Linked DNA regions of Mus musculus: all the other regions are linked to region 3. The links are chromatin loops, found by intact Hi-C in ENCODE. Cell type or tissue: left cerebral cortex. All regions are shown on one strand.

The links. Peaks named below come from ENCODE experiments on the same cell type or tissue, not always from the same donor. Only the 100,000 strongest peaks of a DNase experiment are listed, where the experiment ranks them.
Region 1: it touches region 3 in a loop (4-fold over the local background); 15 of 42 quality-filtered maps call a loop at or near these places.
Region 2: a loop joins it to region 3, with 4 times the contacts of the local background. A loop is called at or near these places in 10 of 42 quality-filtered maps.
Region 4: it touches region 3 in a loop (2.0-fold over the local background); 2 of 42 quality-filtered maps call a loop at or near these places.
Region 5: it touches region 3 in a loop (5-fold over the local background); 21 of 42 quality-filtered maps call a loop at or near these places.
Region 6: a loop joins it to region 3, with 8 times the contacts of the local background. A loop is called at or near these places in 22 of 42 quality-filtered maps.

What each region holds. Positions count from the first base shown.
Region 1 is chr12:52,499,144-52,504,143 of GRCm38, forward strand. It overlaps a transcript of Arhgap5 not described here. Among named protein-coding and RNA genes, the nearest start is that of Arhgap5, 14 kb to the right of the region's middle. In left cerebral cortex, a CTCF peak has its summit at 1,975 (motif pointing right); DNase peaks (open chromatin) are centred at 450, 1,968 and 4,564; H3K4me3 peaks cover 1,234 bases; H3K27ac peaks cover 2,050 bases.
Region 2 is chr12:52,893,619-52,898,618 of GRCm38, forward strand. All of the region lies in intron 4 of Akap6 (A kinase (PRKA) anchor protein 6), which reads left to right. Among named protein-coding and RNA genes, the nearest start is that of Gm51971, 97 kb to the left of the region's middle. In left cerebral cortex, a CTCF peak has its summit at 2,303; DNase peaks (open chromatin) are centred at 207, 2,258 and 3,343; H3K4me3 peaks cover 220 bases; H3K27ac peaks cover 400 bases.
Region 3 is chr12:52,636,094-52,641,093 of GRCm38, forward strand. Gm35239 (a long non-coding RNA gene) reads left to right here. Exons shown (of 7, transcript XR_001780617.2): 4 at 3,849-3,938. Among named protein-coding and RNA genes, the nearest start is that of Gm23296, 34 kb to the left of the region's middle. In left cerebral cortex, a CTCF peak has its summit at 1,919 (motif pointing left); DNase peaks (open chromatin) are centred at 1,568, 1,890 and 3,116; H3K4me3 peaks cover 524 bases; H3K27ac peaks cover 976 bases.
Region 4 is chr12:52,278,370-52,283,369 of GRCm38, forward strand. All of the region lies in intron 7 of Nubpl (nucleotide binding protein-like), which reads left to right. Among named protein-coding and RNA genes, the nearest start is that of Gm40423, 80 kb to the right of the region's middle. In left cerebral cortex, a CTCF peak has its summit at 3,023 (motif pointing right); no DNase peak of the experiment used is centred here.
Region 5 is chr12:52,035,428-52,040,427 of GRCm38, forward strand. No RefSeq gene overlaps it. Among named protein-coding and RNA genes, the nearest start is that of Gpr33, 9.9 kb to the left of the region's middle. In left cerebral cortex, a CTCF peak has its summit at 3,069 (motif pointing right); a DNase peak (open chromatin) is centred at 3,099.
Region 6 is chr12:52,008,385-52,013,384 of GRCm38, forward strand. No RefSeq gene overlaps it. Among named protein-coding and RNA genes, the nearest start is that of Dtd2, 4.4 kb to the left of the region's middle. In left cerebral cortex, a CTCF peak has its summit at 2,375 (motif pointing right); DNase peaks (open chromatin) are centred at 2,034 and 2,393; H3K4me3 peaks cover 773 bases.

The sequences.
Region 1 (5,000 bases), 140 kb before region 3:
TACATTATCTCAGAATTAAAAATGTAAATACTTCTAAGAAAAAAGTAATTATTTAAAAGTCATTCTTATGAAACAAGAGTTAGAAATAAAGCCTATGACATAGGCCTGTTCTGGGCTGTACTGCAGAGGCATGGGAAGTCAAATTACAGAAAGAATTTGACTATTATTCCTTACTAGCTACCAGTACTCAGGAGGGTGAAATTCAGGGCTAGTAACCTAGGATGTTACATAATAAAACTCTGTCCCCCCAAAAAAGTATTTAGAAATATATAATAGTTGAGCTAGAAGAACTATAATATTTTAGTTTCTTTTTCTTTCTCAGGAAAATGCATAAGCATGGACTGGCAACACAAATATTTACCATCTACTGTAGCTTATAAAAAGGAGAATTGACAGAGCCTTAATTGCAGAGTGATTAGCTGTCTTGTTGTTGATTGCAGGAAACTCTTATGCTACACCAGTTCTTGAGAATGCTCCCTGGTGTCTCAGATCCATACTTATTTGTTGCTAGTGACTCATTCACCTACCAGAGAGATGGAATATGGAGAGACGTGGGCTGTACTTGGGGAAGGACAACAAAATCAACTTTCATAGGCTTTTTTTCCCCCTTAAAGTGATTATCTCAGCTGGTACTTCAAAATATAATCTAAATCTTTCTGCTAGTAATAAACCCCAGGAAGACATAAAACCTAGAGTGTTCCATGGTAGCAAACATTTGCTAAGCACTTGACAGAGAACCATGTGTTCCGTCATTGCATGGAGCCAAACTTACATTCATCATTTCTGTCCAGAAGAACTCACAACCTAAATCTGGTCTACACTAAGAAAGAGAGGATTCACAAACAATTAAAACGATGTACACATGATCAGACAGCCAAGCAACTCAGGTGTCTGCTCCTCACGTCAAAGGGTTGGGGTTTACACAGTAACAATCTAGGAGAGAATCCGAGTCCTTTATCCAGTCACCCTTTCAATTATATTTCAGTTTTACAGGGTTAACCTTATTGGGATTGATTAAATTCAAGCTGTGATCCTTCATAAAAACTCAACGGAGGGTCCAGATGGCCTAACAATACCCCCTTTTGCGAGAGGAAATAACTTGGAGACCTTTTTATTTTGTCTAATTAAAGTACTTGTACTGGTTGGGACCTGAGTGAATTGTCATTACTCTAAGAGAAGCCTGCATTACAAATAAACTCTCTAAAAAGAGTGATTGTTTTATAATAGCGTACTACTTTGACAATTTCAGTTGTGTCCTAGATATGACTAAGAGGGTCAGGAATATGACATTTTGAAGATAGACTCTGATAGCATCTTTGGGATTTCAGTCTGAAAATACGGTTCTGGAGAGTCAAGAGAACACGGCTCAGTGGAACAGAAAGGCGGGAAGGTCAACACATTCCTCTCCTTCTCTTCCATTCCTGTACTCACAATTACTTTAACTCCCTTAACTCTTGTCAAAATATTTTCCTCGATGACAGCCAAGACATGCTTAGCACCCTTTCATGCTGAAACTATCATTAGTAGCGGTAAAACAGATACAAGGAAACCCTAGGCATCTTAACTCAGCCGATGGCTCAGGGGCTGCTTGTATACCATCATTTGCCCACTTGCAGAAGCAAAGCCCCCTCTTGCCATGCTTTCCCACAGCAGCAGTCTTAACTTCTGAGACAGAATTCTAGTGAGGAGATGGGAATCTGTTAAGAGGGTTGGAAATGAGTTGAGAAATGCCATAGGAAAATAGAAAATAGTCTTGCATGTGCTTTTCAGAACAGCCACTTATATCATTACTTCTCCATCTTTGTGTCTGTCATTAAGACAATATTCTGAGATTGTCTCTTCTCCAAAAACCCTTTTTGTGTCAGTTAGGCAAACATACTGACTCTACTTGTCAAGAAGAATGTCTTATGTGTGACTTTGTGTGTGTTCTTGGTTGAGGCTCCCAAAGACAAGGCTGTTATGATCAGGGATTTCCAGCAGGGGGTGTAACTGCTTCTGTAGGGTAAATTTCTGTGAGTTTATCATAGTTCATGCATTTCCAACAGAGGAGAGGGTAGAGTCATAACATTTTTTTATGACTGTATTATCTTTTGTTCCAAAATAACCATGAAAATTAATACTCTTGTTAGGATATGTTGGAGAACTATTAGTCTGTAGAACAAATATTTAAATGAAAACCCTAAAATGCCTGACTGGAGTGTTATTCGTCCTCCCTCCTCCTCCCCCCCCCTTTTTTTTTTTCAAAGAAAACGAAGAACAAAGCTCTGGGTGATTTTAATTATCCAGTACAGCAGATGAAGCATTTACATTTTTTATTCCAGATAATAAGAGTAATAGATGTGAGAAGGCTGGGTAATATTTATTCCAGCTCCCACATAGTACCACCAATGAGCTTAAAGAACAATTTCCTCATTTTTTTTTTCTTAAAATATTCTCTTTTGGGCGGGGAGGGTGAATGTTTCAGTTTTTCCCCCAGAAAGCGCTGCGCCCGTTCAGGTTTAAGAATGGCACTCTCTACTCACTGCTTAGTGCGTCTTATCTACAAGCATAGAGACATTATCAGTCACAGAATGCTGGCTTCTAATCCCCATTTTAAGATTTCTATGGCTACAGAATGCCATGCTTTATTTTTAAAAAAGAAATAAGTAACAAAGACAAAGAGCAGTGGCGACTTATATGTTCTAGTGAGTAGATTACTATTAAAAGTAAGCAACGTTTTACGTTTCCAAAACTTCTAAGTCAAGATAGATGATGCAGGACTAAAAGGAATGCCAGGTATGAAAATTGTTGCTTGTAAACCGTGGTAAAATTGGGGGAGGGTCCTTTATTAAGAGCAATGATATTTCAAGTCGTTTCTGCACCTGGTGTCAGATCCTGTAGTTGAAAATTATGCCTAATGCTAATATTTCTTTTATGAGCCTTGATTTATTTGACTTCTCATATGTTACTAAATACCCATGGTTAAAGATTTTCTGGTTGTTTAGAAAATAATTCCAGAATCATCTTAGCATGAGTACCATATAGTACTTAACATTCTATTCAATTCAGGTTAAGGTTTTTAATTGGCTCCAGGCATTGTTTAAGGGTTTTTAGTACAAAGATTTAAAAAAAAAATACACAAAACCACATTCTGTTCAAGCCTAAGTAGGGGATTCGAGCTTCCTCTTCTTAATTTTCTTCTCTCTTCCCTTCTGACTGACTTCTCTGTGTCACTTTCATTGCAATGGTCCTCAGCTTCCCCTATTGTCTTAGTTTGTAAGTATCCTCAGAGCACAGCCTCTGGTGCAGCAATGGATGGAATCAAGGATTTTAGTTATGACTTCTTAAAATTAAGGAGCGAATAACAGAGGAATTAGAAATGTCTTTTCTGCTTCTAAACTATTTTAAGTTTACCTTTGAGGAATAATGAACCGTGGAGGGACACAGGGAAGGAACAAATGAACAGATCTTCTGCTGGAATATTGTGACAGATTTACTGACAAATATTTTCTAACCAATTTGTACCAACAGGCAGTTTTTGTTTTCTTTCCTGACAGAGTGTAAATTTACTTCTGGATGGCAGCAGCTACGCCATTATAACACTAAAAAGCAACCTTGGCTAACTTCGGTACCTTATGTAGCCTATGAATAATTTGAATTTTAAAGCATTTTTATATATTTACTGATGATAAACTATTTTCAGCACAGGAAATGAATCTTGCTCCAAAGAGAAATACTCCCCCCAAGTCACTTTACATGAACCAATGAATTGGAGCAGATTTACTTATTTTTTTTCCTTCTAACATCTCCATTTAAAATTAGGGTGACCTTGGGAAAGTCACAAATAGTTCCTTCAGAGCTTAAAGGCCTTGATTTTCCTTCGTTCAAATTCTCTCTGCCTTTTCACGTCAATGCACAGATGAATAATAATACATAGAAAGCTCAACCAACGTACTCCCAAACGCGTAATTTCTAAGTCTCAAAAAAAGACCGAATGTATTCTAAGGCAGTATCATGAAAGTCGGGAAACAGAGTTGGAAGTTGAGCTTATGGTGAGCCCTTGGGGCTACCCTAAACCATCTAAATCTTGGCGTGTGGCTCAACTTCCCTAAGAATAGCCAGGATCAAGGGCCTGCGTCTGTGTCGTGCCCACGGGGAAAGGACTCCTCTTGCTCACGACTAGCTCAGGCTTCTGTCTGAGTGGCTCCAGGTGCCGGAGAGCGACGCAGCTCAGGCACATTCTTTCCTTTGCATTCTTCAGTGCCCAGAGACCTAAGACTCCAAGGGATTTATGGAGGAACGATCGGCGCCCAAGCCATGCCTTGCAACGGCTAACACAACATTGAGTTCCTTTGCAGGACTCCGAGTTACGGCCAAATACCGAAGGAAGGCAAGGGAGAGGGGCAGGGAAGGCTCGGCGACCATGCTCGGCGTGAGGCGCCTGAAGCGTGGAGGATGGGACGGAGGAGGAGCGGAACGCGGAGAAAGGGGAGAGCGGAGGAAAACCACTCACGCCAATGGGTAACAGGGAAAAGGTGAGAAGGAAGGGAGTAGGAGCGGGAGCCAATGGGTGGGAGAGGCGGAGAAAGGGGGAGGGGCAGAAGCCAATGGGGAGCGGGCCTGGAGCGGGGACGCGGCCCCGCGCGCTCGCGCGCCCCCTCCCTCCGGCGCGGCAACTCGCGCCTCCTCGGCTCCCGGGAGACGAGGGCAGGGGCGGGGCCGAACCGGGATCGCGGCTCGGGAGGCGTCTGGAGGTGAGCGCCGCGGGGCGGGGGAATTCTGGGGCGGGCGGCGCGGGCACGCACGCACGCGCGCCCCCGTGCTGCCCGCGCCACCCCCGGCCGGGTGTGTGTGGCTTCGCTCGCTCGCTCGGCCGCGCGCGCGCGTGCGTGCGTTCCGGCGGTGCGCGCCGGGAGAGATGCTGAGGTAAAGTTCGGGAGAGAGAGAGGGAGAGATCCGTCAGCGCGAGGAGCCCGAGTGGCCGCCATTACTGAGCCCAGCGCGACGGCGGGCGCGGGGGA
Region 2 (5,000 bases), 260 kb after region 3:
CATCTCTCATTGTCTTTGTGACCAGATACCTGACCAAGCAGCTTAAGGGAGGGGATTCATTTGGCATGCAGTTAGAAGGGACACAGGGAAGGCGTGACCTCAGGCAACTTCATGACAGGGTCACATGGCTGGGCCTCTTCACTTCTCAGCAGAACTGGAAGCAGAGGCCAGACTGGAAGCTGGATGTGGAAAGCTATGTCAACCTCGGGGCCAGCCCCAGAAACTCATTTCCTGCAGCAAGTCTCCACCTCCTTAATGTTCCATGACCACAGCAGCAAATAGCTGGGGAGCACGTGTTCAAGTATGTGGGCCTATGGGGGCCATTCCCCATGCAAAGGGTGAAGCAACCCCACTGTCCTGTTAGGGAGAACCTGAGAACTCCCCTTCTGCCCACAGCCCCACCCCCACCCCACTCCCGCCTCCGCGTCTTCTCTCCTTCCATCTTTTCTCTCATCCCTGCCTCTTTACTCTTCTGGACCTTGTCTTCACTCCAGCTCCCGAGAAAGAAAGAGAGAAAGGCAGCCAGCTTTCTTCTGTGGACGTGAATGTTTGACATATTTCTTCTGTTCACACACCATTGGTCCAGGTCACCAGGGAGCTTCAGAAATGAACCAGCGTGTTATTGCTACAGATATGTCTTGCTGTAACTGCTGCTTAGAACAACTTGGTGAAAGGAGGGGACTGTGAAGTTAGAAGGAAAGGGGCCAGAGAGGGAATCGAATGCCAAATATCTGCACAGCAAAGTTACGAAATGAATCTGTTTAATGAATGTATGACTACATGAATGAATGACTGTAAGAAGCTAAGTGTAAGCTTCTTCTAGACTAGGGTCATAAACCAATGATCCAAGGGACCAGGTGGATTGTGGAAATGAGTCGTATAGGATGCATAAATGAGGGACAGTGGGCTGATTCAACTGGAGCCTACACAACATGTCTAAAGGACAACACCTCTCAGCTGCAGATGCCATTTGTGTGGGAATGTGACTTTGTACGGCAAGAGATTTTTTTTTTTTAAGTAGGAAACCTACATTTTATGTGACATCTCTCAGTTTTAAAATTTTAATCTGAGCCGTTTTTAAATAGATCCAATAAACACATTCATGGCAAAGATTTGGCTTCAAGTCACCAAGCTGCCATCTTTGATGGGAAACTACTTAAGGTTTTTAAGCATATAAGATTGGTAGCTTCTATACATTAATCTGACCCTCGTTTGGGGACATGCCTCTAAGCCATGGCGATTTTCAGCTGTGGCTGCTCGTTACAACTGCTGGAGGTTATCCCAAACACCCCAACCTCAAACCTTACCCCAGAGCGATTAAATCAGGCCCTATTGCTTTACAAACTCTTCCAGGAGGTCTGGCAGGATGGCTCTGTGCATGAAGGCGCTGGCGTGCAAGCCCGGAGCTCTGAGTTTGATCCCTGGGACCCACTAAAGGAGAATGGAGAGGATCAGTCCCACAAACTGTCCCCTTACTGCTCTGCACGTGGTATGGCACATACATATGCACACACTAATAACAATTGTTAAAGTTCTTCAAGCAGTCGCAATGTTCAATTAAATTGCACAGTAATCCTTTAGGGCCAATTTTAAAGGGTTTTGCAGTAGGCTGTTTATGTTACTACATAACTGTGGATCCATAAAGATGATTTGTTACGTTTTTGGGTCTGTCTTAAAATAAGAAAATGACTGGGCGTGGTGGAACACGCCTTTAATCCCAGCACTCTGGAGGCAGAGGCAGGCAGATTTCTGAGTTCAAGGCCAGCCTGGTCTACAGAGTGAGTTCCAGGACAGCCAGGGCTATACAGAGAAACCCTGTCTCGAAAAAAACAAAACAAAACAAACAAACAAAAAAAGCGGAGAAAAAGCTAATTTTCAGATTTCAAGTTGAAAATTGGGGGCTAGGAGAAGTAAAGATTTAATAAACGGTTCTCAGGGAGCACATCAAGTTAGGTTACGCAGTAAATGTTATCTTAAATGCCAACACTATGGCCGTAATCCAAGTTGAGAATTCTAAATCAACACAATGGTTTTAAAGATAAGCCCACAAAATTCTCTTTAGGGATAAAATAATAAGTCTTCAGAGTAATGTGTTGTGGCAACGCCAGGAGAGAAACGCAGCCTTGCATTAACCCTGCTGATAGATTTGTTGAGCGTGCCAAGGTCATTGTTCAAGGTTGGTTGAGAAGAACCACAGCTTAGAAACAAATCCCTTCTTGTTTTCCCAGGAGGAATGCTGCAGTGCCTTCTGTGGTTTCTACAAAGCTTGCCATGGGCCTTGACAGAATATTAGTGATGATTTACCACCACCGTGAGGCTATGCTAGGCACTGCATCTGGTTCTCTTGGAAAAAAAAAAAAGTTCTGTTCACAAATATAAATGTGAAAATGAAAATCTCAAAAAAATTGTAGGGTGGTGTGTGTGTGTGTGTGTGTGTGTGTGTGTGTGTATGTGTGTGTGGTGTGTGCTGTGGTGTGGTGTGTGTGTCTGTGTGTGTGTGTGTGTGGTGTGGTGTGTGTGGTGTGTGTGTGTGGTGTGGTGTGTGCTGTAGTGTGGTGTGTGTGTGTGTGTGGTGTGTGTGTGGTGTGTGGTGTGGTGTGGTGTGTGTGTCTGTGTGTGTGTGTGTGTGTGCTGTGGTGTGTGTGTGCTGTGGTATGGTGTGTGTGTGTCTGTGTGGTGTGGTGTGTGGTGTGGTGTGTGTGTGATGTGTGTGTGTGCGCTGTGGTGTGGTGTGTGTGTGTGTGGTGTGGTGTGGTGTGTGTGTGTGTGGGTGGCGTGGGATGTGTGGGGGTGGTGGTGGTGTGGGGGGTGGTGTGTGTGTGTATCTGTGTGGTGTGTGGTGTGTGTATGTGTGTGTGTGTGTGTGATGTGGTGTGTGTGTGTGTGTGTGTGTGTGTGGTGTGGTGTGTGTGTGTGGTGTGTGTGTGTGTGTGGTGTGTGTGATGTGGTGTGTGTGTGTGTGTGTGGTGTGTGTGTGTGTGTGTGGTGTGTGTGTGTGTGTGTGTGGTGTGTGTGTGTGGTGTGTGTGGTGTAGACTCTTTCTTGGTATGGAAGGACCATGACTAGGGAAGAAACCCAGGTATCCGTATGACTACAGCAGCAAGATGCCGTTGACATTCAGGTTTACATTTTAAAGACAATTTTAAATTTTGAGAGAAGGAGGGCAAGAAGGAGAGAGAGAGATAAGGATATAGGAGAAGATGAGGAGAGAGAGGGGGGAGGGGGAGAGAGGGGAAGAGGGAGAGAAGGAGGGTTTTTCTGCCTTGTGAGCTCCAGGCTGGCTACCCCATGAACCTCTGAGTGACTATCCAGTCCCCTCCTACCAGCTCATAGGAGCACTGGGGTTGGTGGCCTGGTAGCAGCATCTCCAGCTTTTGACGTGGTCCTGGGATCCAAGCCAGGTCATCAGGCTTGTGTGGCAGCTTTTATCCATTGAGTTATCCTGCTGACCCACGTTTAAAAATACAATTAAAGCAACGCTTAGGACCCCAGTGAATTATTCTCTTCTCCTTTAAACATGAAACAACAACTTTTCATTACTGTGTGGTATTTTGGAAGGAGACAATCACAAATCTGAAAAAAAAAAAAGATATCCTCTGTTGCTTACTTGTAGAATTTCAGGAAAGATACTAAATAGCCATTCCTTTCATACTTTATCACATTTGATTGATAAAATATGTAGATAATACCACCGTTATTAGTGAAGAAAGATAGAAAAGCTACTACTCTGACCAATGATTCACAGTGGGCAATTGAGTTTTATTCACAACTCCACTTATTAATTACGAACACTTAAGTCTCTTCAAGTTTACAATCAAAGTTCTATGATTTTAGTTTGATTTTATTTCTTGAGATATAATCTAACTTTGTAGCCCAGGCTGGTCTGGAACATACTCTGTAGTGCAGACTCGGGCTTGCGGTGAGCCTCCTGGCTTGACCGCTTGAGTGGCGAGGTTAGCGGTGAGAGCCACTGTGCTTGGGTGCACTTTGTAGTTTTGAGATGTGATATATTTTACCACACCATTGCACTGACTGCTTTATGAAATCCCAGAGAACGAGGACTACATGAATGCTAATCTTAATGTTATTATGATTTCTCCAACGAATCTGGAGAGTTGGCATCAATTATATTGAACAAAGCTGCAATAAGAACCTTTGCTTCTGTGCAAAGCATTCTTTGGTGTGTTTTCCTCCAGCATGGGGCTCTGGATGAGCTTCTCTTAGAGAATCTTAACGGCCCGTGAAAGTGAGGCTGGATGTCAACAAGCTTGGATGTGGGAAACTATTCCTGATGCAGTCTCAGCACTGTAAGATGGAAGAAGCAGATGTCTTGGGAGAGCGGGGCCTTGCTAGAGTTTATAAGATGCCTAGAGAGTGACCAAAGGTGACAGACAGGAAGAATTAGGCATGGGCTAGTATGAATTTGTGTCAAATGAGGTCAGGTAAATGTCACATACTGGAAACATTCATCTTGGCAGACTTGCCTCTGGGATGTCTCTCAGTACTGTCGCTTGTCCTCTGTTCAGACAAGGTAGGAAAAAACCATTCTCAAAGCCTAGGTTCTATGTCATGGTCATGAGTGACATCAGCCTGTGTGCGAGCCAGAGGGTCTTACTTGCTGGTCTGACTTGCTTTGTGAATAAAAGTGTTATCACGAAAGGATGCTGCCAGTAAGTCGGGACCGCGTGCTCTCCGTCCTTCAAGCTGGAGAATGAAGGTGTTGGCTACTTCCCAAGAAGCGAGCGGCTCTGTCTGCTTTCCACTGACCCTCATGCTTTAACTCGGGTAAAGGAAGTAATTGTGCTTTCTTGAATGTTTTAAGAAAATCATATTGGCAAAGTGTCACTTATAGGTGATAATCTGTCATTTCCCCCTCCCACGTGTGTGTATTTGGAAGACAGAAGATGGAGCAGAGACAGAAACAAAGGTGTACGTTACAGTTAGCAAGTTAGTACTTTATCGTTTCCTCCTTTCTGCCCTCCAAACTGAATATGGCAGAG
Region 3 (5,000 bases):
CTTAAGGTGGTTAAATTGAAATTCTAGAGATGTCAAACAATAAACTAAAGGCTATCAAAGCGTCAGTGGATGGTAGGTATTTACTAGTAATAGAGTTTTGATGAAAAGTTCTAGATCCAAGTAAGATAGGGAACTATAAAGAAGGTGGTGGTGACGGTGGCAATGGAGAGATGAGGCAGAGGGGATGGGAATGGGGACAACAGAGCCCACTCTCATGGAGCTTACAGTTTGTTCAGCTGCCAAGGATCAGCTCACCACAGCTTAGACCTTGGTGTTTGTATGTTTTGAGCATGAGTCACATACCGGCAGAGCGTGATTCCTCAAATGGAAAGTACCCATATAGTTCAAGATGTTGTCTCCTGCTTGCCCTGCCTGTCTCTTCTGAAAAAAGTGTAATCCCAAATGCCGGGTCCACCAAAGGGCTATTTTCTAAAGAAAGAATGATGGAGCCATGTACTTTTGAATGGTGAAGATGACAAACCTTGAGGTGACAGGACGGTGATGATGGGGTAAATCCTGACCCTAGGGGTGCTGAGCTGTGGCTTTAAGGACTCTGTTTCTCAGGGTCAAGTTTCACTCCCCATAGAAACAGCTGCATTGGCTCCTGCCAGGTCCTTTCCAGCAATAAGAAACGTTGTCTCAGGAGGCAGATACCATTTGAGAAAGTACAGAGCATAGGACATCTTGGGGACCCTATTATTTGGGGATGAGGGAAGACCAGACTGAACCTGAAAAGCAAAGAAGAGAGCATGAAGAGGGAGTATGAATCTAATAATCAAATTCAAGCTGCTAAGTGTTTCTAGGATTTTTATTCTAGGGTTCATTTTCTTTTTTCTGTTTTTTAGGGGGGGTTGTTTGTTTGTTTGTTTTCTGAGGCAGGGTTTCTCTGTGTAGCCCTGGTTGTCCTGTAACTCACTCTGTAGACCAGGCTGGCCTCGAACTCAAAAAATTGCCTGCCTCTGCCTCCCAAGTGCTGGGATTAAAGGCATGCGCCACCATTGCCCAACCCCTCAGGTTCATTTCCTGACTTGCATTTACTTAGGCCTGAGAGTGGTACTGTGGATATGATTGTTGGATGTTTGGGAGAAACACAGTTAATCTTACTTTTGTAGTTCAAATTATTTTTCAAAATTACTCACAAAGCTCACAGTCGTAGTCCCGATTCCTAAGTTGCAGTGGCTTCTTTAAGAACTACATGGTGTGGGTTTTCCTTTTGTATGGGATGTTTTTCCATTACCTTTCTTGTTCAGGGCAGGGCACTGCAGAATGAGATCCTTAGTCCTAGAAAGCAAGCCATCTGCCTTGTGTAGTACCTGAAATAGACACTGAATTATGGTGGTTCTCCTGTGTAACTTTGACAACTGCACAGCTTTTCTCCTTAAAAAGAGGCAATGCCAAGTCCATGGATGATTTTTTTTATATATACTATAATTGCATCTCCACAAACACAGGTGACAGATGACAGTGAAAGCTTCTGTTGGGACTAGTGCTGTTTTCAATGCAGAAGCTACGCGCTGGGTTTCTAACACGGAGATGGTATTGATCCAAGCCTTTGCAGTTGATCATCCAGGGTTTCCTTGTGTTATGCTTCTTCCTGCAGTTTCTGCTTCTCTGTGAAAACCAAAGTATCATGTAACCAGGATTGTAGGGTGGAGTGTGAGTGCGGCTTTAAAATATGCAGAATCCTTTCCAACACATCGGGCATTTACAAAAAAAAAATGTTTTTCACGTTGGGGATTGAATTCAGAGACTCGTGCTTGCTAAGCACACCCTTAGCCCCGCTAACTTTTAAAGAACTGATACCAAGGACCTCTGAGAGACAAAAAAAAAAAAAAAAAAAAAAAAAAAAAAAAAAAAAAAAAAAAAAAAAGCTGGGTGGTTTTGGAATTTTCTATGTGAGTGTTCTGCCACCTGCTGGAAAGGGCTCAGCAAGTTCTGAGAGCTGAGAAGCAAAGAAGCTGGTGCAGTTCTGGGCCCTCTTCCTCTCCACCCGGGCCCACTCCCAAGGCTGGCAGATAATAAAGCCTACAGTCTCTGTGCGGTTGGTTTCCTATCGACTCTCACAGGCTGGGAGCTGGTTACCCCACAGGGATTTCTCCTCTGACTTGTGTTGAGCTCGCTCTCCCAGCTCAGGCCTGGGCTGCTTCGCGAAGGGTCCTCACATCATCTTCAAGCTTCAGAACGCCAGGGATCCAGTGTGTTGCCTGGTGTTCCCTGTTTGCTTTGGTTTAAAGTGAACACAAAACAAAATATCTAATCCAAGTTAGGCACTACGTAAGCAGGAGGGCCAACTGACCCACTGAGAAAAGATATAGCCTCTTTCTCTCTGTAAGGATTATAGTCTCCCTACTCCTGAGTGCCAACACGGCTTCTTATTAAGTGATGCAGATCAGAGGCGTAAAGTACCATCCTCTAGACAAACTGCTGCAGCCTTCCTGAGATAAGCCTTACCCATTGCTAGCGTGCACCACCGAGGGCTGTTGTCATCACTTCCTAGAAGTGATGGATAGTCGTTGAACTCTCAGTAGTGCGTCCGGCCACTTTCCCCAGTCGTTTACAAACAGTTCTGCTCTAATTGCATGTGGCCTCAGCGTCTGGGAAAGGCTGAGGCATACAAGCTGGGGTAGATTAGGGAAGGGAGTGTCCATCCAGCAGCTATGAGGAAGCCACCATCCATGTTGCGTGAAGACTTTGCGGTGTGGCTGCTTTGGGGCTGCTGTCAGTGTCCCTTTACTCATGCTGTACACATAAGTCCCATCAACGTTCTGGTCCCCTGAGGTCAAATTTAGTGGACTCCAAACTTTGATTTGTCATTGAGATTTGGGGTGTGTGTAGGGTAGACATTTACATCTTTCTCAGGGAAGGAATTTTGGTGACAAGAATTAAAAATGTTCATTTTCCTGGCCAAAGAAAATGTTAGTAGCAATAAATCAAACTCCTTGCAAATGTTTCCCGATCTATAAAATCTCCAAATTTGGGCAAGCACAGTTTTTAAACCCTATGGTCTCAGCTTTTCTTTCATGTGACAACTTGTGAGAAAAAAAAGTGGGGTCAACAATTCTCAGTTGTGACTTCCATCTTTTCCCTGGAAAATTCGCCATAGAATTTTCTGTGCTGTGACCCACATAGGAACACAAAAATAAAAGCACAGTGGAATGAGGGTAGCGTCTCCTCACTAACTGGGTCGCTGCTTCCTAGACGGATCTTGTCTGTAGTAAATGCTTGGCCTGATTTCACCGTCCTTCAGGTCGTTTACTTTCTCTGGAGTTCTGGCAGGAGGATGCCCTTCCTGGATGGATGTGTGTATGCTCCTCCCATGGGGAAAACTTAGATTTTTTTGGCAGCCAGGCCCTCAAAGCAACTGGGACAGGGTGTGGAGGCCCAGCTTTGTCGCCCTATTGAAATTTCTCAAACACACAATGCTTTGGAAATATTTTTTACACAGGAGTACAGCATTTTAATATCTATGATTAGCTGAAAAAATAATAGCTACTAAATGAATAAAACTGACTTTATTATTAAGGAATATCATTATGAATTTCCCCCAAATGTTTTGAAGCTTTAATTCAGGCAACCTGTGACAATTAAAAGGGGAAAAAAGAAGACCTACCCTGGCTGAGGCAGGTATGGTAGGTGGCTTCATGTAACCAGAACTGAAAATTGGTAGTAGAGAAAACCTGAATTAAAACTTACTTTAAAATTAACTTTAAAGAGGGTAGATGATGTGATCGGAGTAGGTGGGGGCTGAGAAAATTTGTACTTAATCCAGAAAGTCACAAGGTGACTTCATTGTAAATAGATGGTCCCAAGGAATAAATGGGTTTTTGTTTGTTTGTTATTGATAACAGTTTCTGAACAACCGGAAGCCATCAGAATCTCAGAGATTGGAGTCTTATGGACACACACAGAAGTTGTACCCTCAAGGCCACATGAAGAAGGTAAAGAAGGACCCCCGATTTACATACATGGGACACACTGTTACAATTATGTTCAAGAAGTGATCTCATTAAGCTTTTGCAACTTAGCTGAGAACTCAGCAGATCTGTATCATCTGGGAAATATTTTAGACTTTTAAATATTTTCAAAGAAAGGCATTAAAGTGAAGAAAAAAAATTCAACAGAAACAAAAGTTTGCAGGGGTTGCCTTGTAGCCAAAATTTTGATAAAGATGGGTATTTTCCTACCCATCTCACCCCAGTGGTAGAGCTGATAGAATTAATTTGCTCTAAATCCTCTCTTGCTAAAGGTGACCAGGCAGGGGCTGGGGAGAAGGCTCAGCAGGTAAAAGCACTCGCCTCCAAGTCTGGCGACCTAAGTTTCACCTTCGAAACCAAATGGTAGAAGCTGAGAACTGGCTTCCATAGGGGAGCCCTCTGACCTCTACAGGGGAGCTGTGCCATGCATGACTCCCTCACAATAAACAGAGCCAATGTAATGATGGTTTTCTTTAGCAGGTGACCAGATAGAACTTGGCCTGTTAACAAAGTCATGCCAAGTTGTATTACCTGGAATTCTTCCCTTCTCTTCAGTCTTCCTTGTATTAAAGAGCTGATGGCATCTCAACATCACTTACATCTTAAAATCCCAGTTTCAACAACAACGGGAACTGTGAATTCCCTAGGAAGATTAGGAAGAAGACAAATACGGAAGCTGCACCTTTATTTCCCCGGGTCACAGTCTTCTGTTAGTGACCCCATATGTGTTTCTTTCCCTGTGGGGTTTAGTCCTGCCATCCCACTTGTCTTTCGAAATACCTACTAAACTGAGTGGCTAGAGTAAGTATGCTTCCATCTTAACATGGGAGGAGGTGTTTTCTTGTCTCTCTTTCCCTCAGTCATGGATCTTCTGGCCATACGGAAGCATAAATGTCAACAACTTTCTGTATGCTCAGTGTGTCATGTGAGTAATTCATTCTTCAGTTGGTTTGTTCTTTGCTTTCCAGGTAAGGGAAGCATCTTATAGATGCTGTTACAGTCGGAATCTGAAATGGCTTCCACATC
Region 4 (5,000 bases), 360 kb before region 3:
AGGCATATAAGGTTTGCAAGACCAAGGGGCCTCTCTTCCCAATAATGGCCAACTAGGCCATCTTCTGCTACATATGGAGCCAGAGACACGAGCTCTGGGGATACTGGTTAGTTCATATTGTTGTTCCACCTATAGGGTTGCAGATCCCTTTAGCTCCTTGGGTACTTTCTCTAGCTCCTCCATTGGGGGCCCTGTAATCCATCCAATAGCTGACTGTGAGCATCCACTTTTGTGTTTGCTAGGCTCCGGCATAGTCTCACAAGAGAAAGAAACAAAGTTAATTAGGGCTATTTTATTTGGCTGAACATACATTGCAAGTATAAGTTATGGTACATCAGTTACCAATTTGATGAAATAGCCTAAGAATGAATACATTTCTATACTGTTACAAGAAGGAGCCCAGATTTGGAAAACATCTGCAGATGGTTCTAACACAGTTTTTAGAATCATTGGTGTGAGCCAATATCAGGTGTCTAAATCAGGATCACTAGTGTGAGCCAACTCACTGACAGGTGTCTAAATTCCTTGAGTTTCTCTCAGGTGCTTGTCTCACACGGGCTTGTTTCAGACACTTTTTGACAATAGTCCATTCTATTTTGTTGTTTAGGAACTTTTGAGACTTCTCCCTCATGGCTTGATAGTTAAAATTCCTATGGCTTAGTGTTCAGTAAGTAGGTTAACGGCCAATGTATGGTCAGATCCACGTTAAAATCTACATGGAAGCCCATTAAACACCGGCAGAGCACAAGTCCCACAATATAAATGATGTTCCAGGCTTGATGAAAATCTGGATGGTGTTCTGAACCTTTTGGGGGTTATGTTGTAGGGAACCAAAGGCTTCCCCTGAAAAGTGCCAGGCCTCACTCCTCTCTCTTCTGAAGCTTGCTTGGTTAGTAAATGTTAGCGTGATCAGGAGCAGCCAGCCCCTCATCTGAAGTTTCTTTTTTAAGAAAGAATAAAAATTGATGTGACAGCTGGGAAATAGTTCAGTGTAGAGAGCTTGCTTAGCTCACAAGGTTCTCAGTTAGACTCACAACACAGAAATGAGCAGACACAAAGATAAGAGCCAGGACTGTCACCACATGCTGTGATCCATGTGTCAGGAGGCTGACAGGGAATCACGAGTTCAAATCTAGCCTGAACTAAGAACTAAGACACTCTTTTAAAAAGGAAAAGAGGTGAAAAGAAAGTTTGTTCTATTCTGAAACACATGTGTATTTAACAGAACTTAAGATACAACATATTTAATCTTAGCCTTAATTGTAGACAGATGCTTACAGGCAAATGAGAGCTTTCTGGGTGGTGGAAATATATGTCCAACAGTTAAGCTTCCCAAGGGGTTGATCAATAAGCATGATCAAGGAGTAAGGATTTTATCTTTACTGCTCATAAGAAGATGTGAGGAGCAATGAGGGGGTGGGAAGGAAGAGAATGAGTGAAAGAGACAGACAAAGGTAAAGTGCACACAGTCATGCTATCTGGTCCATCCTACACTCCAGAATCTGTGGCACCTCCTCTGTTCCCACAGCTCGTCAGGAGTGCAGCTTTGTCCCCTGGTTAGTTGGTGGTAGTGTTAGTTACTGAAGTGACTGGAAGCCCATCATCTCTTGTGTATTAGATTTGTGTCCAGATTCCACTAGTAAAGAAGTGATAGAGTTGAACATCCTCTTCTACCAGTAACTTTGAAGTAGTAGATTTGCATCCATTACAACTTTGACAGTTCTTTTTCATATCAGTTAACAGAATTCCTTCCTGCCCTTCTCCCCTCCCTTCTTCCGTCTCTCCCTTTCTCCCTTACTTAGTTTCTAGCCTCACTATGCAACTCTGGCTGACATAGCACTCACTGGGTAGAACAGGCTGACTGTAAACCTGTGGGAAGGTTCCTGTCTCTGCCTTTCTACAGGGACCACGGGCATGCGTTACCATGCCTGGCTTGCAAAATTTATTTCCAAGGTTAGCAAAATATTGGTAATGCTTAAATTAATAAAACATCTGTGGTTGAAGAAAGCATAAAGCTGCCAGCAGTGATTCATCTAAGAATTACTTATATTTCAAAGTGATCTGTGAGCACAATTGAGAAGGATTTAGGTTTAAATCACATTTTACTTAATTTGATAACTAATATTAGTGGGCATCCCCTGATGATGTAATTCGGGAGGTTCAGATGTGACAAAAGATGTAGGAGAGTTAGCAATAATGACTCCAGTCTACTTTACAGTAAATAACAATTACGCACTTGACGTCATGATAAACCAGCACTAATTGAGTGGCTCTTCTATTTTCCTTTCCCTGTGGTGCTGTGCTCAAACTGAGGCCCTCATGTGTGTTAAGCACATACTCTGCCCCTGAGCTACATCTGCAGTGTATGCTGGTTCTCTGGTGCTGTGTGTATCTTAGTAAGTCAAGTAGAATTGGTAGCAATGAGCATGAGGGCCACACTCATGTCCTTTGAGCCGCTGTTGGCTGTATGTTAAAGTGCTCACAAGCTGTAAGATGCAGTGCTGTCCCGCAGGCATGTTTTGGAGCAGGCTTTGTCCATGCTTATGCTCCCAGCTGAGGCTGTCAGCCAAGCATAGGCGTGAGATACAATCTGTGCCCCACAGGCTGTACTGGTCAGTTGAGTAGTTCTACCCCTCTGTAATGATGATCAGCTAACTTGGAGTAATTGGGTTTAAATGTTTAACTGCTCCAAACTGTGACCTAAATCCAGACATGCAGTTATGGATCTGCCTCTAAATAGTCACATGACTTAACAATTAGGACCATAGTCTAAGTAATTGCTCTGTAAGGTATTTACATATTTGCCAGGATCTACCAGAGACTTAGCCATTGGTGGCAGATCTCAGCAGATCAAAACCTTTAAGAGGTTCAAGTTGAAAAGTATATTTAAACAACATTATACAACTAGATATTTAACCTAGGAAGTGAATAGAGAATTCTTGATGAGATCCCTGAGTCTTTTAACACCCAAAATAATGACATCTTTTGCAAACTAAGCACTCTTTTTACTATTGATAACATTTCCTTGTAGTCAGTAGAGGGAGCACAAGGTTCTATCAGATCTATCAGAGAACAGAAGTGACATCACTTGTAATGGTATACAAAGAGTGTGGTCTAGGACAGCTCTTATTGCTTCGTGTGTATTAAACTATAAAAAATTGAGGATTGCCATGTAGAAAGGCAAGGGTAGAATGTTTCAAGTTAAGAGATTGTATTTTAAGCTGTGAGATTCATCACAAGAGAAAAATTGGCATGATTCCTTTAAAATTTACATTTTTGGATGATAATGTGTAGACTGGTTAAAGACTAAAATGTCATTTTATTGGAAGCTTTGTCTATGTTACATTTTTCATAACTTCTGAGTATTATTAGAGGAGTATTTGAAATGGTTACTTATATGAAATGCTTGAAATTTCGGAACAATAAAAGAGGGCGTTTCTGTAAAAGGACCAAAACCTTAGTAAGCCCTAAACTGTGATGGGATCAAGAATTTAATTCTTAAAAATGCAGTATATGCTTTTGTTTAAAAAACATCATATACCAAAGTATCTTTATAAACCTGTCTGGTGCTTTCTGTGGTAGATTACACATTGTGTGACATTTGGTGACATGAAAAGTGATTGCTATCCTTGTAAGGTTTGAATGGCTCTAGTGTAGGTACAAAGGAACTCTGATAAAATGGATGCTAATGGTTAAGGTTAAATCACTTTCATCTTTCTCTAGACTCTCGTGGCAATCAAAATAATGCCACCGAACATTTTTATATCTCTTATATAGATATATTTTTAAAATGAGCAGCTCTTTTTAGTTAAATAGGGCCAGTGTAAATAGGTCCATTTTATATGCTGAGATTGTAGAGTTATAGAATACATTAACAAAACTAGAAGTTAGAGCTCTTGACGTCTGGTTTAAAGAATTACTAAAATTTCATGCGGTGCTAATCTAAGATAGGTGTTTTTGAAAATGAGCACAAGTAGTTTTAGATCTTCAGTTTTTTGCTAAGTGCCCATTTTGTGCAGGGTATTTTCTCATTAGTTTGGTTGCTAAAAAGTTTAAAATAAATACAATTGGCTATTCTGTTTGTCTGTTTCCCTTGCTGTAACAAAGTGTACAAGGCTGTGTACTTTATAGAGAAAAGAAATTGTTTAGCTCATGAATTTAGATTGTAAACGCCCGAGCTTTCAGTAGCCCAATATGCTTGACCTCTGATCTGGGCTCCCTTGGCAGTGTTACTTTGAGGTAGTAGGCGTCATGCCAGGAGCTTATGTGAGGAGGAGGGTCTCACCATCCATCAGGTGGGAGACTAGAAACTCGGGTATGTGCCTCTGAGCAATAGCAAGTGTTGTCCACCTGTAGGTCTCCATCTAGGAGAAGACCATGTGGAATTTCCCATCCATGCTGGGATGTCGGTTGGTATTGCCTGTATGCTCTCTAAAGTAACCATCGTATTGAGGACTGTGGTGGTACTTCCCTGTCATACATAGAAGACACTGTCTCACAGCAGGCTGCTCTTCTGGCTGTTATACTCTTTCTTCCCCTCTTGGTGAGTTTCCCTGAGCCTTAGGTGCAAGGGGTTGTGTTGCAGATGTATCTGTTGAGGTCAGAGACCCCATAGTCACCAATTCTCTACATACTGATTAGTTGTGGATCTCTGTAACTTGCATTATTGCAAAGAGAATCTTCTTTGATAAAGGGTGAGAGCTACATGTATTTGGAAAGACTTAAGATAAGTATTTAGAATACAGTTAGAAATTATATTATTTGGGGGAAAAGGTAGTAGTAGGCTCTCTTCTTGGGCCTATGACATCTCTAGCTTTGGATAATTGACTAGGTGTATAGTAGGTTGATTTCCCTCCTATTAAGTGGGCTTTAAATCCAGTTAGACAAGTGTTGGTGACCCCTGGGGTAAAGGTGCCACCGTGGTACTATTGTGCATCTCCTGACAATCCAGCCATTGTTGTGCTGAATAGCACTATTGGTTGCTTTTCTGCCTTGGCAAT
Region 5 (5,000 bases), 600 kb before region 3:
CTCACAAGATAGAAGATAAAAAAGGGTAAAGAAGAAAGGAAAGAGGCCCCTGAATAAAGTCAGGGGTCATAAAGGGGTGATGTTATTATTTGATCACTTCCTGCTGATTAGGGGCTTTGAGTTCCTTGAGGGTAAGTTTGGTCTTCATAGTCAGGATATCTAATTTCTTCTTGTTTCTTTTTTATGCAGGACTACTTAACTCCAACCAATAGCAACGAGCAACAACCAACTAACCAACCAACAACCCACACCAACTCTTAGGGCCCTATCATTTATATACCCTTTGAAGAGTCCCCAGAACTAAAAATGTCACACAGTTGCAGAAACTATCTGCAGCTGGCAAAATCATGCCCCTACTAGAGCATGAGGCAAGTCATAGTCAGCTGCTGTAGAACATCTGAAGCAGCTCCATACTCCACATTACCCTGGGATTAAAATGAAACATATTCTTATAATATTTCTGTGTTTTTTAAAAAAACCAAAATTCCAAAATTGTCACTACACTGTAGTAACAACTTTCCATAGTCAGCTTGACCTAAGTATGGTAAGGTGCCCATAGAAATCACCTAGGAACCATTACCATCTTTGGAAGATGAAGTCACTTTAAAAAAAAATTTCTTCCTAAATGTTTATTTAGTAAGAGAGCATCTTAGGGTTTCATTGTTGTGAAGAAACACCATGTCTAAGGCAACTCTTATAAAAGAAAACATTTTATTGGGGCTGGCTTACAGTTTTAGAGGTTCAGTCTATTATTATCATGGCGGGAAGCATGGTAGTGTGAAGGCAGACATGGTGCTGTTGGAGGAACTGAGAGTTCTAAATCTTGATCCAAAGGCAGCCAGGAGGAGACTGTGCTCTGCAGGCACCCAGGAGAGGGTTTCATCATCACTGGGTGGAGCTGGAGCATAGGACAGCAAAGCCTACCTACACAATGATGCACTTACTCCAACAGGGACACACCTCCTAATAGTGTCACTTTCCAAGGACCAAGCAAACACATTCAAACCACCACAGAAAGGAGAATGAGAATGAGATCTGTAAAAGTTGATATAGATAATAAGGGAGGTCTTTCCATGCCAACACAAAGCCTAGGCCAGAGAGCTATGGACTTGATGAACTCTTTGTGAGAGGAAAAGGTGTGACTGACAGATGGGGAGCAGAAGAAGTATAGGAAGCAGAATGTTCAGTAGCAACAAGTTCATAGTCACTGCAATGCTTGGGATGAAGGCAGTGCCTTGAGCCATCTGGGACAGACGGGCCGGGTCAGAAGAGTCAGGAGGAGCTGGCTCAGTTTTGGTGAAAGACAAGGGATTACTGTGAATGCCCCTTCCTCCACATTACCCACTTGTCAAGGCTGACTAGTGCGCTTGGTTTTCCTGGGTCTGATGGTTCTTAAATATCTGAATTTCAGTTTTAAAACTTAGAAGGCTCCAGGGAAACAAATAATGTTGTCACCCTACAGAAAGAATCTGAAGAACACAGGTCTTCAGTACTTCAGTGGTCCCTAAGCAAACTTCAACCTACAATAAGTAAACATGCCTATGTGATTTGCCATGACCTCCTTAATAAAGGAGCTACCTTAACTTGCTTTATTTCTTAATGAAGTGCATAAATTATTATCTTAATGATCGGAGATTATTAGAGTGATCACATTACAAATTGTCTGGGAGAGCTCATGTTGTGAGTAGTGTCCTCTTTGTTCTCAGAAGGGGCCTAATTAATTTGGATGAGAAGTTGGAAGACCACTGTCCTGGTGTGTGTGTGTTGACTTGACACAAGCTAGAATTATCTGAGAAAATGAACGATTGAGAAAACCCTTCTATAAGATTGCATCTATGGTATTTTCTTGATTAATGATTTATGTGGGTGGGTCCAGTTCTCAGCAGGTTGTGGGGGTGTGCCATCTCTGGGTCCATGGAACCTGATGATATAAGAAAGCAGGCTGAGCAAGTTATCGAGAACAAGCCGGTAAGAGCGTATGGTTTCTGCTTCGGTTCCTGTCTCCAGGTTCCTTGGCTGTGACTTGGGAGTTGTAAGATGAAAGAAACCTTTTCCTTCCCAAATTGTTTTGGTCATGGTGTTTTATCATTGCAATAGACAGTAAACTAGGACACTCACTTGTCTTTAACAAGATGGCCTTTCTACTTCTTAAACAAAAGTACTGTTTTTTGATCTTGGCAAAGCATGACAAGTTTCCTTATTCCCTGAGTTTCATGGTGTGCTCTTTTGAGATGAGCCTCTAGTTACCATGTTTAACAAAAATTAAAACCATCTTCTGTTCAGAAGTACTTGGTCACCATTCCACATATGCAGCCAGAATTTTTCATATACACAGAACTCCCTCTGTAGCTTTTCATATTTGACCATCTCACTATTTGATGAACTATCACAGAGTTTTAAATGTTGCTTCTAAAAATTTAAACAATTTTTCATAACTCTGAGTAAGCAATAAAATCAGAAGTTGAAAGGGGAATATAATATAAGAGCCAAGAGTCAACACTGATTAATTTAAGTGGAAGGTGGAGGGAGAATTAAGAATTACTTAATTAAGGAAAAGTTTTCATTTTCTTTTTGACAGAGTCTCATGTAGGCATTAAAGCAACGTTACCCTTTTTACATGTATGTATCTTACTTTATGTGTATGAATGCTTTGCCTTCAATGTGAGTATGTATACCACATGTTTTCTTAGTGCCCTTGGAGGTCAAAAGAAGACATCAGATCTCATGGAACTAAAGTTATGGATGGTTGCGAGTGGCTGCGGGAATGAAACCTGGGCTCTCTGCAAGAGTAGAACCTGCTGAGTGATCTCTCCAGCCCCTAAAGCAGTGCATTTCTGAGCAAGGAATTAATGATGTAGCATATACTTAAACAATTACTAATATAACAACAGACAGGATTCATCGAGAGAGTATATATGGCATCTAAAGAAATTTTCCCAAATAAATCACTTTCCATACTGTTAGACGTAACTTCAGCTGTGGTTCACATTTCACAATGAAATTGAATGTTTCTCCTCACATGCCACGCACATTACTACCACTGTACACACTTTTCCCATTTTAATGAAAGTCACTGACCACTAGAGGGAGAAACAAGAAAAGCTTTGCAAAAATTTCATACATACAACAGGTGATTTAAATGCAAGCAATGGAATGTGCAGACTGTGGAGTATAGATTCAAGGCTGGCCATTAGCCTTGAACACAATACTGATAGGAGAGGGCTTGCATCTGTGAAATCCTGCGGAAATAACTTAATAGAGTGGTGCATGGCTGATTGGCTTGGTTATATTTTGGTTTAGTCTGTGCCTTTGACTAAGGAACAAGTACAAAAACTTAACCTGTGGAATTGGGTGAGTGAAGAGAGAATTAAATGCTGCAGATTTCAGAGGTGGGGACAGTGGCAGGTAGTTTAATATGAATACCATCAAAACAATTTCCCCGCACTTCACAGTAAGTGTATTTGATGATTAATACTTTTTTTCAATTTGTTTATTAGATATTTTATTCATTTACATTTCAAATGCTATCCCGAAAGTCCCCTATACTCCCTCCCGACCCCCGCTTCCCTACCTATTCACTCCCACTTCTTGGCCCTGGCTTTCCCCTGTACTGGGGCATATAAAGTTTGCAAGACCAAGGGGCCTCTCTTCCCAATGATGGCGGGCTAGGCCATCTCCTGCTACATATGCAGCTAGAGACACGAGCTCTGGGGGTACTGGCTAGTTCATATTGTTGTTCTACCTATAGGGTTGCAGACCCCTTCAGCTCCTTGGGTACTTTCTTTAGCTCCTCCATTGGGGGCCCTGTGTTCCATCCAATAGATGACTGTGAGCATCCACTTCTGTATTTGCCAGTCACTTGCCTAGCCTCACAAGAGACAGCTATATCAGGGTTCTTTCAGCAAAATCATGCTGGCATATGCCATAGTGTCTGCGTTTGGCAGCTAATCATGGGATGGATCCCCGGGTGGGGCAGTCTCTGGATGGTCCATCCTTTTGTCTCAGCTCCAAACTTTGTTTCTGTAACTCCTTCCATGGGTATTTTGTTCCCTATTCGAAGGAGGAATGAAGTATCCATAGGTTGGTCTTCCTTCTTCTTGATTTTCTTGTGTTTTGCAAATTGTATCTTGGGTATTCTAAGTTTCTGGGCTAATATCCACTTGATGATTAATACTTAATATCATAAATATATCAATGTTAAAAATAGTTAGATGGAATCAACTATTTGCAAGTTTCTTTAATCTTAAATAATTCATATGAATAATCCATATCAATATATGAATTTATGAAGACATAATTACTTGAAATCTTGTTTTGTTTGTTTGTTTACTTGTTTATGTCTTTAGAGACAGAGTTTCTCTATGTAACATTTCTGACTGCTCTGGAACTTGCTTTGTAGACCAGGCTGGCATTGAACTCACAGAGATCTGATCACCTGGGATTGAAAGCATGTGCCACTACTCCAAGGCCTAACTTACTTATGTTTTTATCTTCTTTTAGTTAGAAAATGTCTTTGGAACTTTTTCAAAACAGGTTTATTGTGGTTTACAATTCAAGGGTTTGACCATCACTACAGGGGAGTCATAGTGGTGGGAGCAGGAAGCATTTGGTCACAATGCACCCATAGTCAGGAAGCAGAGAGCAATATTGATCCCTGGCTCCTGCTTTTCTTTTTCTCTCAGTTCAGGACTCCACTTGACAGAATGATGCCATCCACATTCAGGGCAACTCTTCCTCTCTCCACAAGTTCAATCTACAAGCTCCCTCAACGTCCTGCCCAGAGGTCTGTTTCCATGGCAACTTTCCATCCCATGGAGTTGACAATCAAGATTAACCATCACAACAACACAGTTAACCACCCCTTGTCAATTTGACACTCAGACCATCACTCTGAATGATAACATCCAACTGCTGCCTCCTAAAGTCTTGTTTTCAAAAATACATGCAGAACATCTCTGGGACTCTCAAAGTCTTCAGCCACCCAACATTCAAAAGTTCCC
Region 6 (5,000 bases), 630 kb before region 3:
TGTTTATAAGCTATGTGAATGCATTTTTTGGGGGGCAACCAATTACTTTTAAAAATTATTTTAACTTTTCATTTATACACATTTTAATTCAAATGTAGTTATATCACTTTCCTTCCCCAACCCCTCCCAAGTCTCTTCCCCCAACTTCTTTTATTTTTCCTCACTTGCAATAATAAACTTTTTTCTTCGATTATTATAGTTACATTAAGCATGTAAAAATATACGAATATAACCTGTTGAGTGTGTTTTTGCTGTTTGTGTGTATATGGTCTCAGAGCTGATCTCTTTGTATTGGGTGACATTCATAGGAGAGGTTAATTTTCTTTTTGTACAGTCATTAGCTGCCTGCAGTTCTTTGTCTAGGGGTAGACTCTATTGAGATGTCCTATTGCCTTTGTTCAGGCTTCTTTTATGCAACAGCTTCTATGAGAGATTGTTTTGTAAGCAGACATCCTGGTATTCTAACTCTTCCAATTTTTCTGCTTCCTCTTCTGAGATGTTCCTTGAGTGATAGATGCAAGAGCATCTATGATATAAATGTGAAGTGATGTAGATGGGGCCGGGCTTCCCACAATCCTTTGATCTCCAAATTGTGTCCAGTTGTGGTTCTCTGTGACAATTCTCATTGGCTGTTAAGAGACTCTTCCATGATGAGTGGTGATAGTTACATTTACCCATGGATATAAGGATACAATTTAGAATGGGATTAGAAATTATGTTGCGCTAGCACAGTTATGCTATGTAGTAGATTCTCTTCTAAGACCCCTGACCTCACTACCCCTGGGGAATTTGGCTAGGTTCTAGTAACAGGCATGGTTTACCTCTTGTCCAGTGGGCTTTGCATCCAATTAGACAGCTGTTAGTTACAACTGACTTGGGAGTGCCGTTTACTGTGTCTTTGTGGCTCTCTTGCCTTGCTGGTCCTTGTTGTGGTTCATAGGTGTCATTGCTGGGTGGGGCTGAAAATTGCTTCCCTCCTTTGGCAGCTTGTGTAGCGTTGTCTGGTAGCATGGAAGCTAGCCACAGGAAGGAGGCTTTTAGATCAGATCCAGCTCGAATGGTCTGAGTCCTGTGTGTTAAATGTAAAGTGTCTTCAGCAAGAGACTTTCCTTCAGCCTTTGAGAGGTATCCAGGGCCATAATAGTTTATGTTGTTTTGGAATTCCTTGGAATGCTGTGATTTTATGATTTTACATTTACCTAAAATTATACACAATAAGCATAACTGTTTTTATACATATACACATACATCATATACATATACATGAATCTATATTTAATTTCTATCTCTATATCTTAAAAGAAGTCATGCTACTTGGACTGACAGTGCTCCTCACAAGAACCACAGACTCACCAACCCCTCAGTCCCAGGCAGGAGAAACCTCCTTTTGAATGGAGGAGAGCATTTCTTTAGAAAATATCCTTGGTAGGAATATTCTTATCTCAGAGTGTGCTCGCTCACCAGTAACTGAATTTGGTACTTACACAGTCCTGCAACATTTCCTGATGTTCCCAATGACATCGAATCCTGTGGTCCATTTTCCTTAAGAACTTATTAGAATGTAAATAAAAGTAAACAGGGCTTGGTTTTCTTTCCCACGAAATCTATTCCGTGAAAGTGCATAGGATTAGCATTTCTTTCTCACAGACGCGGAGGGTTTAGTGGGCAAATAATAGTGGTACCCTGATTGCATTACTCAGGTCATTGATTTGGGCTCAGTTGGCACAATATATTCATGTCTGTTGTTTTAGATGACATCACTGACGGTGCCGCTGTCCATACAAAGTAGAGAAAAAGAAACTCATGCATAATCAGCAGCCTTTGTATACAAACTGAAGCGGTTTGCTGGCTAGTTATCTTGCAGCCTCCCTAACACTTTCAGTAAAAAGAAAATGAAACATCTCACTTTATCTCTGGTGGCTGCGTTACAGGGGCTCCCACATTGGTTGTCTTTTGTGTAGTATTCATAAGTTGAAGTTTTCATGCCTGCACCTGTATGTCACTGTAACTATTGAGTCTGAACGCTGCCACTCAGATTCCAGTTTTACAAATCGAAAGGAACATTGTATAGAGACCCAAGCTGTGATCCGGAGTTACTGAAGACTTTGGTGTTTATTCGTATGTGAGTGCCGGAGATGGGAGGAGCTGTTGCCAGTAGGATGCATAGTTCTCCGGGGTCTCTGTGCAACAAGGAGCAACGGGAAGCCATTTCTGTGCTTAGATAGTGTTTGGTTGTTAATGGTTAGTGTCTCAAAAAAAAAAAATCACCAGTTACTTTTAACTTTGCCATTGGGTGAGAATCTCTTAGGCTGAGAATGTGAGTTAAAAAAAAAAAAATAAAAAATCTGGCCACTTATTCTTCTCTTCTGCCTGCAGAGGGCAGTAAGGAGTAGACATTAAAGAAAGCACTTTCTGTGTTTTGTAAAAACTGTTCCCACAAAGAATTCATGGAAGTAGGACATGCAGGCGATAGGATAGCAAAATTTGAATAAGGCAATAAAGAGCAAAGAAAATTAAATTGCATTAGAAGGTTACACTAGAGTACGTTTACTAGTTAAGATGGTAGTTTTTGACTGGAATTTTGATATAGTTCATAGGGACACCTTGCTTTTTGAGACATGGTCTCATAGTCTAGGCTGACCTCAACTCACTATGTATCAGAGGATAACCCTGAACTCTTGATAGTATTCCTGATCCTCCTGCCTCCACCTCCTGAGTGTTGGGACCACAGGTGTGCTTGACCACGCCTGCCTTGTGTGGTGCTGGGGACTGAACCCAGGGCCCGTGCAAGCTGGACAACTGACCAACTACCAACCAACTCCATCCCAGTCCTTCATCTTAATTTCCAAAAGTCAAGCAGTCATGGGCATCCCATTTAATGTCCAGGTGAAGCAGGTCGGACAATTTACTTCAGAGCTAGAGGGAAAACAAAGCATCAGTCAGCTTTAGAGGAAGACTGTCAATCAATGGCTGGAGGCCTGCTTTGCCTTGTGAACATGTAAGAAGTTACTTTTGGATGTCTGAGAGATGGGTCAGTGGTTCAGAGCACTTGCTACTCTTGGGGAGGACCCAGGTTTGTTTATGAACCCCCACATGGTGTCTTACAACCACCTGTAACTCCAATTCCAGGGAATCTAATGCCCGCTTTTGGCCTTCTTACGCACAGTACACATTTAGTGTATGCATGTACACACACACACACACACACACACACACACACACACACAATTTTTAAAAATAAGTATTATTTTAAAGGAAGGAAGAAATTACTTTTTGGACAAGAATGATTTTCAAACAGCTACAATATTAAAAGGGGCCGTATGGATAATGTCAATTGTGTGTGAATTCTATATCCCCTGTGATGGTATAATAATTGATGGAGACTTGTTTTCAGTTGCTTAATTCATTCGGTTTGGTCATCCCACATTTAAGCATTCAAAAGTAGTTCACAAAGATGAGAGGCCCGGGAACATCTTCTAAAAGATCTTGTGCAGTTGATACCCAGCTTCCTGATCCTGAAGAAGGAAAGATGTGGACAGGAAACAGAATCTGCTTCCTAGTGCTCAGAGTAACTGGAGGTTTCCCAATGATTTCTCTCCAAAGTGAGCCTCTCCCTGCAGCTCTACCGACAGCTGTGCTAAGAAGAAGTGCAGCTGGAAGAGGTGCCCACGTTTTACAGAAAGCAGACGGACGCTGCCTTTCCACTTCAAAGCCTAGAGAAGTTTTCTTTATCAGTGCTTAGGAAGATGAATTGGTGATGAGAAATTGGTTCATGTGAACTAAAACACATAGAGCACTGGAGTAGGATCAGAATTCTAATTTAGCTGTGAATAATAAGATGTACTGCCGTGACAGGGAGTGGAAAATCTCACATAGGGCACGACTGGCACATCTCACCCTCCAAGCGCAGGATACGGGAGCATAGACTGCCTCTATTAGCTTACTGTAGGAAGTACTCAAAAGCCCTGTGTGATGACAGACGTTAGCGTGGTGCTCGGTGGATGAAGAATCAGAGCAAAGGACGGAGGAAAAAAAACCCTGTATTTCTGCAGTGAACACTTAAATATGACCCTAAGTACTAACAATGAAAAACAAGAAATCCACTCAACCATGTCCTTACAGAAAATGTGATATCAAAAAAAAAAAAAAAAGAAAAGAAAAAAGAAAGAAAAAAAAAAGAAAATGTGATATCAGATTGTTTAGGGAAATTTCTTAAATTGTCTCTTGATTAAAAAAAAAGTCTCAATCCAACTCCCAAATAAAAACAAGTCCTCAGAGATAAGGCAGGTCTAGTATACTCTCTAGATATTTGCACTCTGCTAAAGATTCGTCTGTGACCTTGGCTTACTTCACAGTGTCCTAAGGAATTCTCTCACCTGGGTGTTTGAGAAGTACTGCATAGCAGGATAACTCCAGGGATAGGCTCTGTCAAGAGATGTAGAGTATTCTATATTATTGATCAGAGATGCTATTATTTAGAGATCAAAAGAGCAAACAGCGAGGCTACTTTTTCTTCTTTCCTTGTTCTTTTAAAAAAAAATATGTGCCAGTATTTTGCCTGCCTGTGCACCTTGTGCATGTCTGGTGCCTGAGGGCCCAGAAGAAGGCATCAGGTCCTCTGGCACTAGAGTTACACATGGTTGTGACCCACCATGTGGGTCACAGGACTTGAACCAAAGTCCTCCGGAAGAGCAGCCACTGATTTTAATCACTGAGCGATTTTCCCCAGCACCCATGTTTACTTTCCTTTCTTGAAAAGTGAAAGGCCAAACCAAGACTTTGATTGATTGACTGTGAAGTTTCTACACATGAAAGTGACTTTAGGGACTTTGGAAGAAACCGTTCTATGTTCACTATACGATATAAAACAAATTCTATGCAATGGCAGAAGAAATCTTGGTTTGGGAAGAAATTCAGAGCATCTGTCCTGACAGGAAGCAGATGGCACAGTTTAGAGGGGTGGCCGAAGAGAGTTGAATGATGGGACCAGTAAGCAGTCG